4 separate regions of the Homo sapiens genome follow, and all the other regions are linked to region 2. Evidence: chromatin contacts called from ENCODE Hi-C or POLR2A ChIA-PET data. All regions are on one chromosome and are shown on one strand. The core of a region is the stretch at or near the end of the contact, and the rest is flanking DNA. Distances in the headings are between cores, read along the strand shown.

Evidence for each region. Hi-C counts contacts between places; a loop is a spot of excess contacts on that map. ChIA-PET counts read pairs that join two places held with the same protein, here RNA polymerase II (POLR2A). Pooled maps may share reads with other maps.
Region 1: a pooled map shows a loop between it and region 2 (10-fold over the local background). The contact joins the promoter of DAZAP2 here to the enhancer-like site in region 2. A Hi-C loop is called at or near these places in 4 of 50 pooled maps. POLR2A ChIA-PET finds 5 or more read pairs at or near these places in 3 of 52 experiments (Caco-2, activated T-cell and naive thymus-derived CD8-positive, alpha-beta T cell).
Region 3: a pooled map shows a loop between it and region 2 (2.7-fold over the local background). The contact joins the promoter of POU6F1 here to the enhancer-like site in region 2. A Hi-C loop is called at or near these places in 1 of 50 pooled maps. POLR2A ChIA-PET finds 5 or more read pairs at or near these places in 3 of 52 experiments (A549, Caco-2 and naive thymus-derived CD4-positive, alpha-beta T cell).
Region 4: a loop to region 2 is called in a pooled map, with 7 times the contacts of the local background. The contact joins the promoter of SLC11A2 here to the enhancer-like site in region 2. A Hi-C loop is called at or near these places in 3 of 50 pooled maps. POLR2A ChIA-PET finds 5 or more read pairs at or near these places in 4 of 52 experiments (A549, CD8-positive, alpha-beta T cell, CD8-positive, alpha-beta memory T cell and 1 more).

What each region holds. Positions count from the first base shown.
Region 1 is chr12:51,236,692-51,240,442 of GRCh38, reverse strand. It overlaps DAZAP2 (DAZ associated protein 2), which reads right to left and starts at 1,617. Exons shown (of 4, transcript NM_014764.4): 1 at 1,523-1,617; 2 at 1-100. The coding sequence starts at 1,535. RefSeq lists enhancers at 18-654, 1,371-1,620, 1,544-1,838, 1,930-2,567 and a silencer at 1,711-1,820.
Region 2 is chr12:51,819,394-51,823,620 of GRCh38, reverse strand. FIGNL2 (fidgetin like 2) reads left to right here. Exons shown (of 2, transcript NM_001384995.1): 2 at 1,197-4,227. The coding sequence starts at 1,208. The coding sequence ends at 3,169. Among named protein-coding and RNA genes, the nearest start is that of TMDD1, 6.6 kb to the right of the region's middle. RefSeq lists a silencer at 2,650-2,749. Within about 2 kb of position 2,645, at least 22 of the 41 ENCODE cell types and tissues checked have a DNase peak (open chromatin) inside an H3K27ac peak, as active enhancers do.
Region 3 is chr12:51,215,762-51,219,835 of GRCh38, reverse strand. It overlaps POU6F1 (POU class 6 homeobox 1), which reads left to right and starts at 1,774. Exons shown (of 11, transcript NM_001330422.2): 1 at 1,774-2,194. RefSeq lists an enhancer at 1,391-1,450 and silencers at 1,601-1,750, 1,951-2,110, 2,341-2,600.
Region 4 is chr12:51,023,925-51,028,060 of GRCh38, reverse strand. It overlaps SLC11A2 (solute carrier family 11 member 2), which reads left to right and starts at 1,677. Exons shown (of 16, transcript NM_000617.3): 1 at 1,677-1,751. RefSeq lists silencers at 1,297-2,016, 2,027-2,086 and enhancers at 1,492-2,103, 2,104-2,717.

The sequences.
Region 1 (3,751 bases), core at 368-2,867, 580 kb after region 2:
GCATCGGTATAGGGTGGAGCCTGAGGAAGATGCAAGGTCTGAGGGTATACTGGATTCCCAGGAGGCTGCACAGGGTAGGTTGGCTGTGTTGGATATTGACCTGAAAGACAAGAAAAAAATGAAGGTTGCCTACTACACAGAGCTACCAAAATGAGGCAGGTCATATCGGGTAGCTAACTTAGTGGGAGCAAGCAGAAGGGGATTTGCAAATAGTCTGCCCCAGAGGGCCTGATTCCTGGAACTAAGAAAATATGCATTGTCTTTGCACCCTTAAAATGGAAGGTGCTGGATTCTAACGAGACAAGAAAGGCACTGCTCACTGCTCCTACTAACATACCGAAGTAAGGGGTTAAGTCTACCTGGGCCCAAGTTCCCTCCGGAATGCAGGACAGGTCTGGGGTTCTGGCCTGCTGCTGTTCTGGCTTATCAAGGGTGCCTCTGCTCTAGGTAGTCTCCACAGCCTGTCTACAACCAGCCCAGACTTCGTGGGTAACAGCAGTTCTGATTTTCCTTACAGATTACTATTCAAGGTCGACTTCCAAACAAAGGGTGTGAATGATGGAAGTGAACCGTGAGACTGGGAAAAGGGTGCAGGGCTGAGGGGTGAGGAGGAATATCCTCACTGGAAAAGCGGGGGATCAGGTTTGGTTTTTTGTTTGTTCTGAGACGGAGTCTCGCTCTTTTGCCCAGGCTGGAGTGCAGTGGCGCGATCTCGGCTCACTGCAACCTCCGTCTCCTGGGTTCAAGCAATTCTCCTACCCCAGCCTCCCGAGTAGCTGGGATTACAGGCGCCCGCCACCACGCCCAGCTGATTTTTGTATTTTTTAATAGAGACGGGGTTTCACCACGTTGGCCAGGCTGGTCTCGAACTCTTGACCTCAGGTGATCCGCCCGCCTCGACCTCCCAAACTGCTGGGATTACAGGCGTGAGCAACCTCGCTCGGCCTTTTTTTTTTTTTTTTTTCTATTCCTTTTTTACCCCCTCAACCTATTCCTGCGTTATGGGAATCATGTTCCGACAGACACACTGGTACAACCACAGAAAAGGGGAGAAGTTCTGATCCCGTCAGCGAAGGGCGAGGGGGTGCGAAGGGAAGGAAAAGAGACCTCACAGGCCCCGGCCCACGAACCAACTCCAGCAATTCAGTAGTTAAGTTCGGCCCCGCTGGGGGTTCCGGAGCGCGGCGCCCCGCCTCCGCCGGCTCTCCATTGGCCTACGCGAATGCCTGCGCTAGCGCTCTATTTGCTCCTGCGGATGCCCATCATGTCAAGCCCCCCCACCACCCGAGCCCGCAGCTCCAAACTGCGCCACAGAGTTTACGGAGGAAAGGGCCTGGAGGCAGCAAGCTGCCGTAATTTGGGTATGACGAAGGCGTCAGGCGCAGCGCCCTGGACTGCAGCCGGCCAAGGAGCATGGCGCAGCCCACCCCAAACCTGGCGTTTGGTGACCCTGGGCTCCGAATCCGCTCGCTCTGGGCCAGCAGTACTCCCCCCGACGGCCTCTGCCACCCTCGGTCCTTGCCTTTGCTGTTCATGGTGGTTGCGGGTCCGGTTTGTCTCGGCGTCGCGGACGGTTATTTTTTTCGTCCTCTTCCTGTTCGGAGCTACTTCCGTGTCACATGATGGTCCGTCCGCCTAGCGTCACCCGACGCCCGAGTGGCGCTGCCGCCGGAAACTCCGCCCCTGCTCCGGGCCTCCAGTCGGCCGCGGGAGGGTCCGCGCGGTCCCGCCCACTCGCCTTGGCCCCACCCCCTGCTCGTTTCTGTCCTCCCCCCCCCTACCGGTGTCCCTCAGCTGGAGAAAAACCAAATGCAGGTATTGTCTGGAAACAGGATCTTTTCTCTGTTGGACGCTCGGATGCAGAACGATGCAAGCATTCCCCGGAACCTTTTTCCACCTACACGCATTCACTCAAGGTCACCTCACCTTGGCAACCTTCCACGAGGGGCTTAGATTTCTGCAAATTTGTCGCACTGCCTGAAATCGGCTCCCCACACCTTAGTTTATCATGCGTCCCTCCCCACCAAGCCCAACTTAAGCTTCAGCTCTGTTAAAATTTATTTTGCCACTCCAGCTCACATGTATCCTTTCCTGAATGAGACCTGCACTGGAATCTTCGCTGCCCTGTCTTCCCCAGGACAGTCGTTGCCTTTCTCACGTACAGGAAGGGGTTATGTTTTCCGTGCTGTACGCAACACCTGGCACTGAAACTGACATAACTGCACTACCCATGGAGTGTTTGTGGCCCTTTCCTTTTTTTAGCACCTGTTGCAGGTGACCTGTATGGTACCTCTATTTTTCTCTATGTATGGCTTCTCTTTCTAACCTAATTATCCTTAAGGGCAAAGATGGCATCCTTTAGGGCAGCGATTAAGTGTTTTCTTTTCTTTTTCTTTTTTTTTTGAGACGGAGTCTTGCTCGCTTGCCCAGGCTAGAGTGCAGTGGGGCGATCTCACCACAGCCTCCACCTCCCGGGTTCAGGCAATTCTCCTGCCTCAGCTTCCTGAGTAGCTGGGCCTACAGGCGTGCGCCACCATTCCTGGCTAATTTTTGTATTTTTAGTAGAGACGGGGTTTCACTATGTTGGCCAGGCTGGTTTTCTTTCTTTCTAAAAAAAGTTTTAATTTTTTCTTTTCTTTTTTTTTTTTTTTTTTTTTTTGAGATGGAGTCTTGCTCTGTCGCCCAGGCTGGAGTGCAGTGGCATGATCTCGGTTCACTGCAACCTCCGCCTCCTGGGTTCAAGCAATTCTCCTGCCTCAGCCTCCCGAATAGCTGGGATTACAGGTGCCCGCCACCACGACCGGCAAATTTTGTATTTTTTAGTAGAGACGGGGTTTCACCATGTTGGCCAGGCTGGTCTCGAACTCCTGACCTCAGGTGATCCACCTGCCTCGGCCTCCCAAGGTTCTGGGATTACAGGCATAAGCCACTGCGCCGAGCCTTATTTTTATTTATTTATTTATTTATTTATTTATTTATTTATTTATTTATTTATTTTTGAGACAGAGGCTTGGTCTGTCGCCAGGCTGGAGTGCAGTGGCGCAATCTCAGCTCACTGCAACCTCCGCCTCCAGGGTTCTAAGCGATTCTCCTGCCTCAGCCTCCCGACTAGCTGGGATTACAGGCACGTGCTATTCATTTTTTAATACAGAGATGGGGTCTCCCTGTGTTGGCCAGGCTGGTCTTGAATTTCCAGCCTCAAGCGATCTTGCCACCTCCATTGTCCAATGATTAAAGGGTTAACTCTTAGGACCCAGGAACTCTCCTGGGCCTACCTCCTGCTCATGTAAACTGCCCTCAGATTGGTCAGGCCTACTTTACAGGTTGTTGGGTATTTTGCTTGTCACAGTGGGACCTGGGCATTGGGAAAACCAGGGCAGAGCCAAATGAGATTACTAACAAAAATGAAAGAGTTGCAGGCCAGTGCTTTCTCTGGCAGGTGGAATTAAGAAGTAAATGGTGGCTGGGTGCAACAGCTCACACCTGTAATCCCAACACTTTGGGCAGCCTAGGCAGGAGGATCGCTTGAGCCAGGAGTTCAGAACCAGCCTAGGCAGCATAGTGAGACTTCATCTCTACAAAAAAAAGTAGTAGTAATTAGCTACTTTCTTGAACAGGATCAAACTTTGGCATTTTCTTCATTCTCGTAGATTCCCCAATGAGATGAAGATGTTTATTTGGTCATTTATCAAACATTCTTTCTTACATTAATTTAACAAATATTTTTTGAGCACCTATTATGTGCCAGGCC
Region 2 (4,227 bases), core at 1,396-3,895:
GGAGCCCTGTGCCTGGGTAGAACCATTCCCCAAGCCCCAGATCCCCTTACCAGAGTGTTTGGCTCACGCTGGGAGGTGCTAAGGGGGTGTCAGGAACAGCCAAGGAACATCTCCGCTGTGTTTACAGCATGGATGGCAAGAAGGACGTTGTTTATTACATCTCACAGGTCTGCTTCCTGAGGACCACGAAAAAAAGTTCTATGATCTCTAAGACAGGAACATTTTTGCTTTGAGTAATGGTGTTTTTTTACTTTGCAGTGAGTCTGATGACCTCTCCCTATTTGGCTACTGGGAAGCTCAGAGACAAATCTGTGGTCCACATCCTATGATGTGCATTGTTGTATATTAACTTTCCGCGGTCTTCTCCAGCATATGACCTATTTATTCTACATATTTTTGTATTGTGGTGAGACCTATTGGGAATAAAGCAGGTGGCAGCACCTGCCCCAGGCATACAGCCATTACATGCAGCTGGGTCTGGAATCCAGGTGCTCTGACTTCATCAGGCAGAAGCCAAAACCAAGTGGGAAGGAAATGAATGCTCTGGGTCAGCCACTGAGGTTTCCCATGGATAAGGCAGTCCCATACACGCCAGCATCTCTGACCTCAGGCCCACACGGGGCCTTGGAATCTCAGAATCTCAGGAAGGGCTGAGGTGAACAGAGCATTTAGGAATAACAAACTTCTGGGTCACTAGGCCAGGGACTCTGGGCAGGCCTCATACAACTCTTTACATAACCCTGGTGCCTCTGTAGTGGCCAGCACACGGTAGGTGACAAACATCTCTTACTGAGCGAGCTTCACTTGAGTTTGACTATTCCGAGGGCTGGGATGTCCCGCCCATTGTCCGATCCTTCATAGAAAGTAAGGATCACGTGTCCTGCAAAGGACATGGCTGGAGTGGCCAGGACAAAAATAATAACCATTGCCTACAAGGTGAAGTTAGGGCCAACCACATCATTTCCAGACCCCTTTGGGCGCTGAGGAAAATATTTTCAGACAACTTTAATCCTGGGACATAAGAAGTGTATTTGGTGCCTGGAGGGAGGGCCCCAAGAGAGTGGGGCGGTAGGTGGTGGATGCCGGAAGCCCAGCCTGTCCAAGCCGCAGTCTAGGCGGACTGGCCTATGGCTAGCAGTGGCCCACTGGGTCCTCGGTGGCTAGACCTCACCAGACCTCCTGTCTCTTGCCCGCAGCTCTGTTGAAGATGCACTGGACACCAGAACACGCCCAGCCCCTCAACCAGTGGCCAGAGCAGCACCTGGACGTCTCCTCCACCACCCCGTCGCCGGCCCACAAGTTGGAGTTGCCCCCTGGGGGTCGCCAACGCTGCCACTACGCTTGGGCACACGACGACATCTCAGCCCTCACTGCCTCCAACCTCCTAAAGCGCTATGCAGAGAAGTACTCTGGGGTCTTGGATTCTCCCTACGAGCGTCCGGCCCTGGGCGGGTACAGCGACGCCTCCTTCCTCAACGGCGCCAAAGGGGATCCCGAGCCCTGGCCAGGGCCGGAGCCACCCTACCCCTTGGCCTCACTCCACGAAGGCCTCCCAGGAACCAAATCGGGCGGTGGCGGCGGTTCCGGGGCCCTGGGGGGCTCCCCAGTTTTAGCCGGGAACCTCCCTGAACCCCTCTACGCCGGCAATGCGTGCGGGGGCCCATCGGCGGCGCCCGAGTACGCGGCCGGCTACGGCGGGGGGTACCTGGCGCCGGGTTACTGCGCGCAGACGGGCGCCGCGCTGCCCCCGCCGCCCCCGGCCGCGCTCCTGCAGCCCCCACCGCCTCCGGGGTACGGGCCCTCAGCGCCGCTGTACAACTATCCCGCAGGGGGCTACGCAGCGCAGCCCGGCTATGGCGCGCTCCCGCCGCCCCCAGGCCCACCCCCGGCCCCCTACCTGACCCCGGGCCTGCCCGCGCCCACGCCCCTGCCCGCGCCGGCACCGCCCACCGCCTATGGCTTCCCCACGGCCGCGCCGGGTGCCGAATCCGGGCTGTCGCTGAAGCGCAAGGCCGCCGACGAGGGGCCCGAGGGCCGCTACCGCAAGTACGCGTACGAGCCCGCCAAGGCCCCCGTGGCTGACGGAGCCTCCTACCCCGCCGCGGACAACGGCGAATGTCGGGGCAACGGGTTCCGGGCCAAGCCGCCAGGAGCCGCGGAGGAGGCGTCGGGCAAGTACGGTGGCGGCGTCCCCCTCAAGGTCCTGGGCTCCCCCGTCTACGGCCCGCAACTGGAGCCCTTTGAAAAGTTCCCGGAGCGGGCCCCGGCTCCTCGTGGGGGGTTCGCCGTGCCGTCGGGGGAGACTCCCAAAGGCGTGGACCCTGGGGCCCTGGAGCTGGTGACGAGCAAGATGGTGGACTGCGGGCCCCCGGTGCAGTGGGCGGATGTGGCGGGCCAGGGCGCGCTCAAGGCGGCGCTGGAGGAGGAGCTGGTGTGGCCCCTGCTCAGGCCGCCCGCCTACCCGGGCAGCCTGCGCCCGCCGCGGACCGTCCTGCTCTTTGGGCCGCGGGGCGCGGGCAAAGCGCTGCTGGGCCGCTGCCTCGCCACGCAGCTGGGCGCCACGCTGTTGCGCCTGCGCGGCGCGACCCTGGCTGCGCCCGGCGCCGCCGAGGGCGCGCGCCTCCTCCAGGCCGCCTTCGCGGCCGCGCGCTGCCGCCCACCCTCCGTACTCCTCATCAGCGAGCTAGAGGCGCTGCTCCCCGCCCGGGACGACGGCGCGGCGGCAGGGGGCGCGCTGCAGGTGCCGCTCCTGGCCTGCCTGGACGGGGGCTGCGGCGCGGGGGCTGACGGCGTGCTGGTTGTGGGCACCACCTCGCGGCCCGCGGCTCTGGACGAGGCGACCCGCCGGCGCTTCTCTCTCCGCTTCTACGTGGCGCTGCCCGACAGCCCGGCCCGCGGGCAGATCCTGCAGCGGGCGCTGGCCCAGCAGGGCTGCGCGCTCAGTGAGCGGGAACTGGCGGCGCTGGTGCAGGGCACGCAGGGCTTCTCTGGGGGCGAGCTGGGGCAGCTGTGCCAGCAGGCGGCGGCCGGGGCGGGCCTCCCGGGGCTGCAGCGCCCCCTCTCCTACAAGGACCTGGAGGCGGCGCTGGCCAAGGTGGGCCCTAGGGCCTCTGCCAAGGAACTGGACTCGTTCGTGGAGTGGGACAAAATGTACGGCTCCGGACACTGACGGCGCGCGGGGGAGGCCGCGGGAGCCGCAGTCCCTCCGTCCCCGCCGCCTCCGCGTGGGAGGGATGTCACTGACTAAACCCGGCTGGCAGGGGCTGGAGTGGTGAATGTGGGATCGGGGACAGGAGGGGTCTGCCGGTGGATATTTTTTTTTTCGTGGGAAGGAAAATGCTTCTGCCAGGCAGATGCCATATGCGCCGTGTACTCAGGTTTTTCCTATTTATTGTGGACTGGAAGCTCGCCATCTCCGCCCGGCAGACCGGGCAGATCCGGCATGGGCTGGCACCCGGGGCCTTAAGAACTCCTGCTCTCTTGCCACAACGCTTTTGTCTCCTCGCTATCTGAATGGCACCCTCCTTCTCCCTCACTCTCTCCATCCCATTCTCTGCATTCTCTTGGTTTTCTCTCCCTTTTGCTTTGTCGCTGACACCCCTGCCCACCCCATGCTGGCCCTGTTTCTCTCCTGCCCCTCCCTCCCCAGCTCTCCATCCCTCACCCTCTGTGCTTCTGTCTCCATCCCTGGCTCTCCAGCGTCCCTGGCCTTTTGGTCCCTGAGCTTTAATGCCTTTCCCTGCCTTCTGTTCTTATTTGGACTGCAGTGGCCCTTTGCAGGAGCTCTGGAGGCCCAGGGGCTGAGGAGGAGGGTTACCCCTCTACCCATCTGAAACCTAGGGTCTAGGGGGATCAAGGAAAAAAAGTCCCCAAAGAAGGGGAATTTTTTGTTTGTTTTTGAGGGGAGATCCCAGAAATGTAGCTTGTTTCATATTTTAGTCTTCTTATTTTTGTAAAATGTGTAGAATTTGCTGTTTTTCTTTTTCTTTTGACAACTCAGGAAGAAACTGACCTCAGAAAGAATGTTAGACTTTGGCTGCTCTCCTGTGTGCCCCTCACACCTGCCCCCTCCCCCCCACTCCATCCAGGGGACCAAATTCTCCCAGACACTCAAAAAATGAGACTTACGGGGAAGGGGAGAGGAAGACCCAGAGGCCTCAGTGAAACCCCAGCTATTCCTGGTCAGAAGCAGAATGTATTCCTAAGGGCTTCCTCCCCAGGGCCGAG
Region 3 (4,074 bases), core at 525-3,024, 600 kb after region 2:
TTTATCAAGGTATACACATACTGTGTACATGTTATGCCCCAATAAACACAGAAACAAAAAGTAATATATGCTCATCAAATATTTAAGCAATGCAGAAGTGTATACAACATAAAGAAAACCGTGATTAACATTTTTATGTATGTCTCCCTGAACTCCTCTGATCACATCCATATTTCTTTCTTCAAACTGTCGCTGATATCCATGCTATCCAAAGCCTTTGATCTATGTGTAGCACCAAACCAAGTGACATAAATGAAAAGTTTCAACCTTCATGTGACAAAGTTCAGCAGCAATACTGAGCCCCTCCTTCACATAAAGAGTAGTGGGAAATACAAACATGAGTAAGTCACAACCAGTGCTCTCAAAGAATTCACAGTCCAGGGAGAGAAACTACAGGGACTACCGGCCAAACAAAAACCCCAAGAACTGTAATATCAAGCCACGCAGTAGAGTTTCACAGGGCCATTAAAACGAGTTCAAACTATTGTACAAGGAATGACACCTTACAGTTGTATAGAGCTTGCAGCTTTCAGTTTTTTCACATACAGGCTCACAAACTTAACCCTATGAAGTAGTCATTATAAATGTCATTATAAATATTATCCTTGTTTTATAAGTAATGAAGAAGTTAAATTACTTGCCTGGACGGCTAGTGGAAGAGTTGGGACTAAAACCTAAGTATTCTGACTCCTAATACATTGGTTACTCATAAATCCGCCGCCAGCAGTACCTGCTCACTTCCAGATGGAAACAGCAAGCTGATAACAGCCTAGTCCACTGGCCAGGTTAACGACGAGGCCGGGCCATTCAATGCCCTTCCACCACGAGGCCTTACGGAGCAGTCCCGGGGAGGACTGAGGCCTCCAACTGCATTCTCACACTGCCTCTAACCCATCTACCTCTAGCTATCCTCAGACCACCAAATATCGGGAGAGGGTGGGAGGGGGAACAGCCTAGGATGACAGCAGGTGGCCTCAGTATTGGGATCCACATTCACTGGATTTACAGAGCCTCCTTCCTTCCCAGTTCTTCTCTCCATTCCCACGCTTCCACTTTGGTCTTCCAACTTTTTCCTCTTTCAGTTGTCCACCACTTCTCCAATCTGCTTTCCCTCAGCCACCCACATCCACCCCTTTTCTGGTCCCCTCTCTACCTTAAGAAGCTGCTAGAGGTTTTTCACCATTCCACTGAACTTTGTCTTTCTGTTCACATTTCCTTGTCTACTTGGACAAGAAGGCCGGAAATCTGCTTTTAGACAACACAGCCCACGGCCGCCACCGGGTGAGAGACCTGGGACCCTTCGCTGCTTTGGCGCTGGGGCACAGCTGTTCAGAGGTTCTCCACGTTGGCTGAGCGATGTCTGAGTTCCCCCGCCTTTCTAGGGAGGGAGGGATAGACATAAACTTGACTTTCAACATTGAGGACAGTTGACTACCTAGAGGAAAGGCGGTGGCCGGGAGTCACCGCCCCAACCCTCAGCTGAAGGCCATGTGGCATGGAGGGTCCGGACTCCAGCTCCTACTCTGGCACCTTCCGAAATGAAACCACCTCCGCGGCACCTCGGAGGGGCTGAGTAACCAGACCCACTGACCGTCCATCCCTGTCCCGGGAGAGAGCCTCCGGGACCTCCCGCTCGGCCAGGGCCAGAGGGTCCCCTCCCCACCCCCACCCCTCGCTCCTGGCTCCCGTGCTCCCCTCCCTTCCCTGACCGCCCTCCCAGCCCGCCGCCCCCGGCGGCTGGCGCGGGCGGTGCAGCATGCGGCAAAGCTCTTTGCATAAATTATGCTCATGACGCAGCAGCTAAAAAAATCCAAGTAGCAGAAGGAGGGAAAAAAGGGGGGGAGGGAAAAGGGGGGGGTCGTGGAAGGGGGAACGAAGAAAAATATATACCTGACCGCCCCCCCACCCGGCTTCCCCTTCCCGCTTCCCGGCCGTCCCCTCTCCGCCCGGCTTAGCCTGCGGAGCCCCCTTCGGCTCTGCCCAGCCCAGGCTGGGGGCCTGGGGGCGGCGGCGGGTCCCGACCAGCTCCCGGGCCGAGCCGAGCCCAGCCAAGCCGCACTGGCTTCTTTGTCTGCGGGCGGCGGCCGCCGTGGCCCCGGCCCCGGCCCCGGCCCCCTGGCCCGGGCTGTGAGATGAATCTCTAATCGGTGGCCGCCAGACACCCGCGGCGAAGGCGGCTCGGGCTCGGGCTCCGGTAAGTAGCGGGGTCCGGGGCGGGGAGGGGTTTGCACGGAGGGGGAGGGGGCCGGGCAGGGGAGGTTTCGGGTTTGGTTAATATGCAATGCCCGTAATTAGCATAATTTATATATTTATGATAAAGAGAAAAAAAGCCGCGGGGCCGGGGCGGCGGGATGCTGGGCCGGGGCGGCGGGGAGCTGCGGGAGCGGGACAGCGCGCGGTTGCCCAGCTGGGGCTAGACACCCGGGGGCCGCGCCCTCGCCCGCCCGCGGGCCGCTCTGGACCTGGAGCGGAGGGGGCGGCCGCCAGGTGGACCCGGTGGGGAACCCCGACCTGGCCCCTCCCCGTTTCTGCCCCTGGAGCCCTTGTGGGGTGCGGACCACAGGGGACGCTCTGTACACAGAACCAGTGGCGACCAGAAGCGGATCCTTGCCTCTCTGGAGAACACGGACGCCTGGGTTCCCGGCGGTTAGGGCCAGCTGGGGCGGCCAGGGTGACCTGTCACGGTTCTCCCGAATGAACAAACTCCGGGACGACCGGTGGGACCCGGGGGTAGGGACCCAGGCGTTGCTGGAAGGGTGGGTCAGTGATGGGAGGGCCACCTTCTAGCAGAGCATGAGCACTTCATAAATATTTAATATCGATATTATTATTAATAAATAGTCATAATAATGGGCCCGATGCAGGCTCCCTGGGCAGGCTCACCTGGCAAGGCCAAGGGAGCTCCCAGCATACCCTCTAACCTCCACTTTCGCGGCAGAATACCCCACTCAGCCCGACTGGAAGCCTAAAACCTTCACAGAATAGCCTCTGCGGCTGGGCAGGGGGAAATCAGAAGAGTTCGGGAAGCATTCCTGGGCCAAAGAAAAGAGGCTCTTTGCAGAGATTTTTAACCTCATCTGCCCTTCCCAAATTCCTTGTTCCAAAAGTAGAGGGCTGGTCTTCAATTGTTCATATACATGTGTCCCATGCCCCTTATTTAGCAATCTAAGGCAGCCACCATTGACTGGCAGAGGCCTTCTGAGGAATAATTCCATATATTCCATTTTCATTCAAGTCCTGGTCCTCAAAGTGATACTTCTGTGACCTGGTACTCCGCTTATCTGCTGTAGAACTTCATTTCTTCATTAGTTCAACAAAAATACCCACTCAGTGCCATGCTCTGAACAATTCAGACAAAACTTCTATCATGGAGTTTTTATTCTGGGGGTGGACAAGTAGATGCTAAACATTAAAACTAACAAGGTAATACCATAGAGTGATTGTGTGTCAGTGTGTGTGTATGTAGCCATTTATTCTGTTTTGTTCCTGGAAGTACTAGCTGGCAGTTAAGAAAAGTGACTCAGAAAAAATTTGCTCCTGTAAGGTTTTTCTGCATTTTGAAGGAACTTGGGATAAGCTCATATTCTTGTCCCCAAGATTTACTCACCATAAAATTATCAGAGTAATCTTTTACATTTTCTTTTTTTTGAGACAGAGTCTAGCTGATTTTTTTGTATCTTAGTAGAGATGGGGTTTCACCGTGTTGCCCAGGCTGGTCTCGAACTCCTTAGCTCAGGCAATCCAACCGTCTTGGCCTCCCAAAGTGCTGGGATTACAGGCGTGAGCCACCGTGCCTGGCCATCTTTTACATTTTTAAAATGCTTTATAATTTAAAACATTTTTATATGCATGCTTTACTTCAGTTCAAAATAATAGCAATGATAATAACAAACATATATATAGTGTTTGCTTCATGCTAGGCCCTGTTTTAAGTGCCTTCCATAAATATTATCAATTTAATCCTCACAATAACCCATGAGGTGGTTACTATAATTTGGTTCCATTTTGGATAAGGAAACGGAGGCTTATAGGGATTACCTCTAGTAGAAGCAGTACTCAAGCTGGGTCTTCTGC
Region 4 (4,136 bases), core at 428-2,927, 790 kb after region 2:
GAGGAACTTCATCAAACCTTTCTGAAACTCCACAGATGTACTGTAGCGAGAATCTCAGAACTAATTTGTGCATTTTCTTTTTTCTCCAGGAGAAATTCTGTATGAAAACCAACCTGCTCCAGGAAGCCAAGCCCCCCCCCCCCACTTTTTTTTGGTCCCCGAGTTTGTTTTTACTTCGCACTTTATTTGGATTTTTCTCTTTGCAGTTCACGCTCCTTTCCTCATTTCTTGGTCTCTCTTACTAATGAAATTTTCTCCTAGCTGTTTTTACGTGAATAAAGAAGCTCAATTACCTTTAATGCTGTAAGCAGTGCGAGGGGTCGGGGAGTGAGGGTGGCGGGAGGATCTAATGTTTTTGGTGGCTGTAAACGACATTGCAGAAAATTACGGTAATTTGTTAGGCCATTTATTCCCTCTTCACCAGTTTGGCAGTCTCATCTTCAGAGCAAAAGATACGGTGTGAGGCTGAAACTGGCGATAGAGTGGGATTGCTTTTGGGTAGGTAGGATGAAGTCTGGGGAGAATCGAGTCAGCTGGGCGAGGAGGAAAACAATTCACTACGGAGGCTTGGGAGGACACCTAAGGCGGTCAAACTGGCTGCACTAGCTGATGTTTCTCGGTTCCTCCCAGGTGTGGGGTGCTCTTGGTGGGGCAGCAGATACTATGATGTGGCTCTGGGGGCGCGAGGAAATGTTCCTTCCAGGTGGCTATCCTTTTTTTTTGAGACAGGGTTTTGCTCTGCCACCCAGGCTGGAGTGCAGTGGCACGATCTTGTCTCACCGCAGCCTCCACCTCCCAGGCCCAAGTGATTCTCCCACCTCAGCCCCCGAGTAGCTGGGACCACAGGCGGGCGCCGTGATGCCTGGCTAATTTTTTTTTTTTTTTAGACGGAGTTTTCGCTCTTGTTTCCAAGGCTGGAGTGCAATGGCGCGATCTCGGCTCACTGCACCTCCGCCTCCCGGGTTCAAGCGATTCTCTTGCCTCAGCCTCCCGAGTAGCTGGGATTACAGGCATGCGCCACCACGCCCGGCTAATTTTGTATTTTTAGTAAAGACGGGGTTTCTCCATGTTGGTCAGGCTGGTCTCAAACTCCCGATCTCAGGTGATTCGCCCGCCTGGGCCCTCCAAAGTGCTGGGAGTACAGGCGTGAGCCACCGCGCCCGGCCTTTGCTTGGCTAATTTTAAAATTTTTTGTAGAGACCGGGTCTCACTATGTTGCCCAGGCTGGTATCGAACTCCTGGACTCAAGTGATCCTCCCGCCTCGGTCTCCCAAAGTGCTGGGCATTACAAGTGTGAGCCTCCGCGCCTGGCCTGGCTACCCTTTACAGGATAGAGCTATACCTCGTAGCTTGATTGTCAGTACCTAACGTGGCGCCACGGCGAACTAGGGCAGGAATCTTATCTGTCCCCAGACTGCTAGCGGACTGGAGCTCCCCAGTCCAGGGGCTGTGTGGGTCTGGCCAACGCAAGCAGCAACTAGGCAGCATGCAGCTCCCGCCGGGTGCCCCAGGGGCCGCCGCGTGCCCCAGGGGCCGCCGCATCCAGACTCCGCGTGGGCGGAGCCTAGGTCCCTGGTCTGCGGGCCACGCATCCCGGCCGCTGCAGGGACTCCAGCCAATAGGGATGTGCGGCTGCCGTCCTGTCGACCAATCGCGGGGAGGGGAGGGCGTTAGCCAGCGTGGCGCTGGCTCCCGGAATATGGAGCCCTGGGCGCGGGGGCGGCGTGTCAGGTGGTTGCGGAGCTGGTAAGGTGAGGGGAAGGCAAGGTCAGGGGTCACGGCATTCCGCTCGCTGGCAGGGAGGGGCGCGGGGCGGCTCGAGGGCCTGTGTCGGGGGTCAGGCTCCGGGGCTAGGATGCGACACCGGCTCGCCGTGCGGGGCTGTGAGGGGAGGTGTGGCCAGGGAGGGCCTCAGGCCCAGAGTCCAGGACTGATGGAGTCGCGCCATTCAGAGAAAGACCCAAAGATGGGGGCAGGGAGGGAACGCCGGAGGTCGCGGGGGTCTCGCCCCTTCCCCGCCGCGGCCTAGGACACATGGCCCAGCTCCCAGCTGCACCGGATGGCGCGCCCGGCCTGTGTCGGGGTGCGCTGACCTGCTTCGACGCCTCGAAAGAGGCCGACGGGCACAGGGCAAGGTCTTTCGTGGCCTCTTCGTCGGCGCCGCAGGGGGCCGGGCTGCTCTCCGGGGCCTCCCGCCGCCCCGCTTCAACAAAAGACTCATTATAACCTAACCGACTTCAGGGAGCGCCTTCTGTGTGAATAGCCTGCATACGCGGCTCAGTAATTGTGGGTAGATTGGTTTTAAGGCTGTTTGTGTAGCTCTCAGGGACCCTCTGGATTCCAGGCTCCAATGAGCAGGGTTTTTCTACAGGGGGATATTGCACATATGTAAGTGGGCTGGATGGCTCTCCCAGCTGTGCGTTTCATGTGTCCCCACTTTTAAAGCTACCGCTTAAATGTGACATCTCTTGCAAAAGCAAAAATTATATGGAAGGAGAGTTTGCAAGGGGAGATAGGCTTCTAAAAACTTGCTGGCCTCAATTTTAGTGACTGTTGGTGAAAAATGGAGAAGCTATGTTTACACTGACTTCTGGAACCCGAAGCCCCACCAGTTCGCATGATTTCTTGGCTTTGTAAATCTTTGAGCATGTTGTTTGCCTCTTTCTTCTTTTGTTCCACGTACTTAAAATGGGGATTGATAATATCAGTCTTACAGGGTTGTTGGTATGAAATTAGTTAATAAACAACAAAGTACTTAGAACTCTTGATGTGGAGGAGTTTTTGTTGTTGTTACCTTCTTTCCCCTTAACACTTCTAAAGAATTCTAACCTTATTACTTATTCTTTGCTCAGAGTCTCATGACTTATCACCAGTGAACCCGCCGGCCTATACTTTCCATTGACATCATTAACTTTGATCTGAGGGTATAGTGTAGTTATATGTGACTAGAGGATTTCTGCTGCGTGTTTGTTTTATTAAATACGGTTGGAAACTATCATTATACTAGGTCATTTATTGTGATACCTGTGTTGGGTAAATGAAACCTGAAACCTTCGGCTGTTTATTTTTTCATTGGACAGTATTTCATTGACAGTCTTGCTTGGCCTACTCAGTTTATTTTGGAGCCAGTACTAAAAAGGCCATGATTGCAGCATACTTGGTTTCTCATGTTTCCGGAATGGCAGTGGGACTCGGGAGGGGAATTTCTGGGTAGCCTGGCAGCACTTCTTGTTAAGGAATGGGGAAGCTTCTTATGAATCTAATCTTACTCTAATGTTAGGAAATCAGCAGTGGTCCCTTGGATTACTCTACAAAGCTAGTAGGCAGCTTTGGTTCAGTTATGACTCAGTGAAGGTTAGAGAATTATATCTACAAAGTAGGATCTTTTTCTTTCTTTCTTTCGTTTTTTGATACGGAGTTTCGCTCTTGTTGCCCAGGCTGGAATGTAATAGCGCGATCTCGGCTCACTGCAACCTCTGCCTCCCGGGTTCAAGCGATTCTCCTGCCTCAGCCTCTTGATGCCTGGCGAATTTTTTTTGTATTTTTAGTAGTGACGGGGTTTCACCATGTTGGCCAGGCTGGTCTGGAACTCCTGACCTCAAGTGATCCACCTGTATCGGCCTTCCGAAGTGCTGGGGTGGTGTGAGCCACCGCGCCCTGCCAGATCTTTCTTGTTTGACTTTCATTGCTAAGAATTTGGGTGAGTGTTGTTGAATCAAAGACATCTTTATTCTCTGCCTCCTCACCATGCACATACGTACAAATGTCTGCTGACAGATATCTGCCCTTCCTATGGCCTTAAAAAGCCTTCTCATATTCTCGTGGTGCTATCTGGGATACACCAGTGGAAGACTGCTTTGTCTTCTAATTCTTCCCTTCAAAGAAGCGGCTATTTATACACATAGCATTATTAGGAACTAGTCAGAAAATGAGAAACTTTAAGTTTATGAAAAAAAACATTGCTTACTTCAGCTGCATGCTGGCCAAATTTAGTTGAAGTGCAGTTGGTATAAGTTTAGTTGTTTAGTTTTGGAATAAGAGAGTTCAAGACTTCCCCTCCCACCCCCCACAAGACAAGGTCTGGCTCTGTAACCCAGGTTGGAGTGCAGTGGCATGATCACAGCTCACTGCAGGGT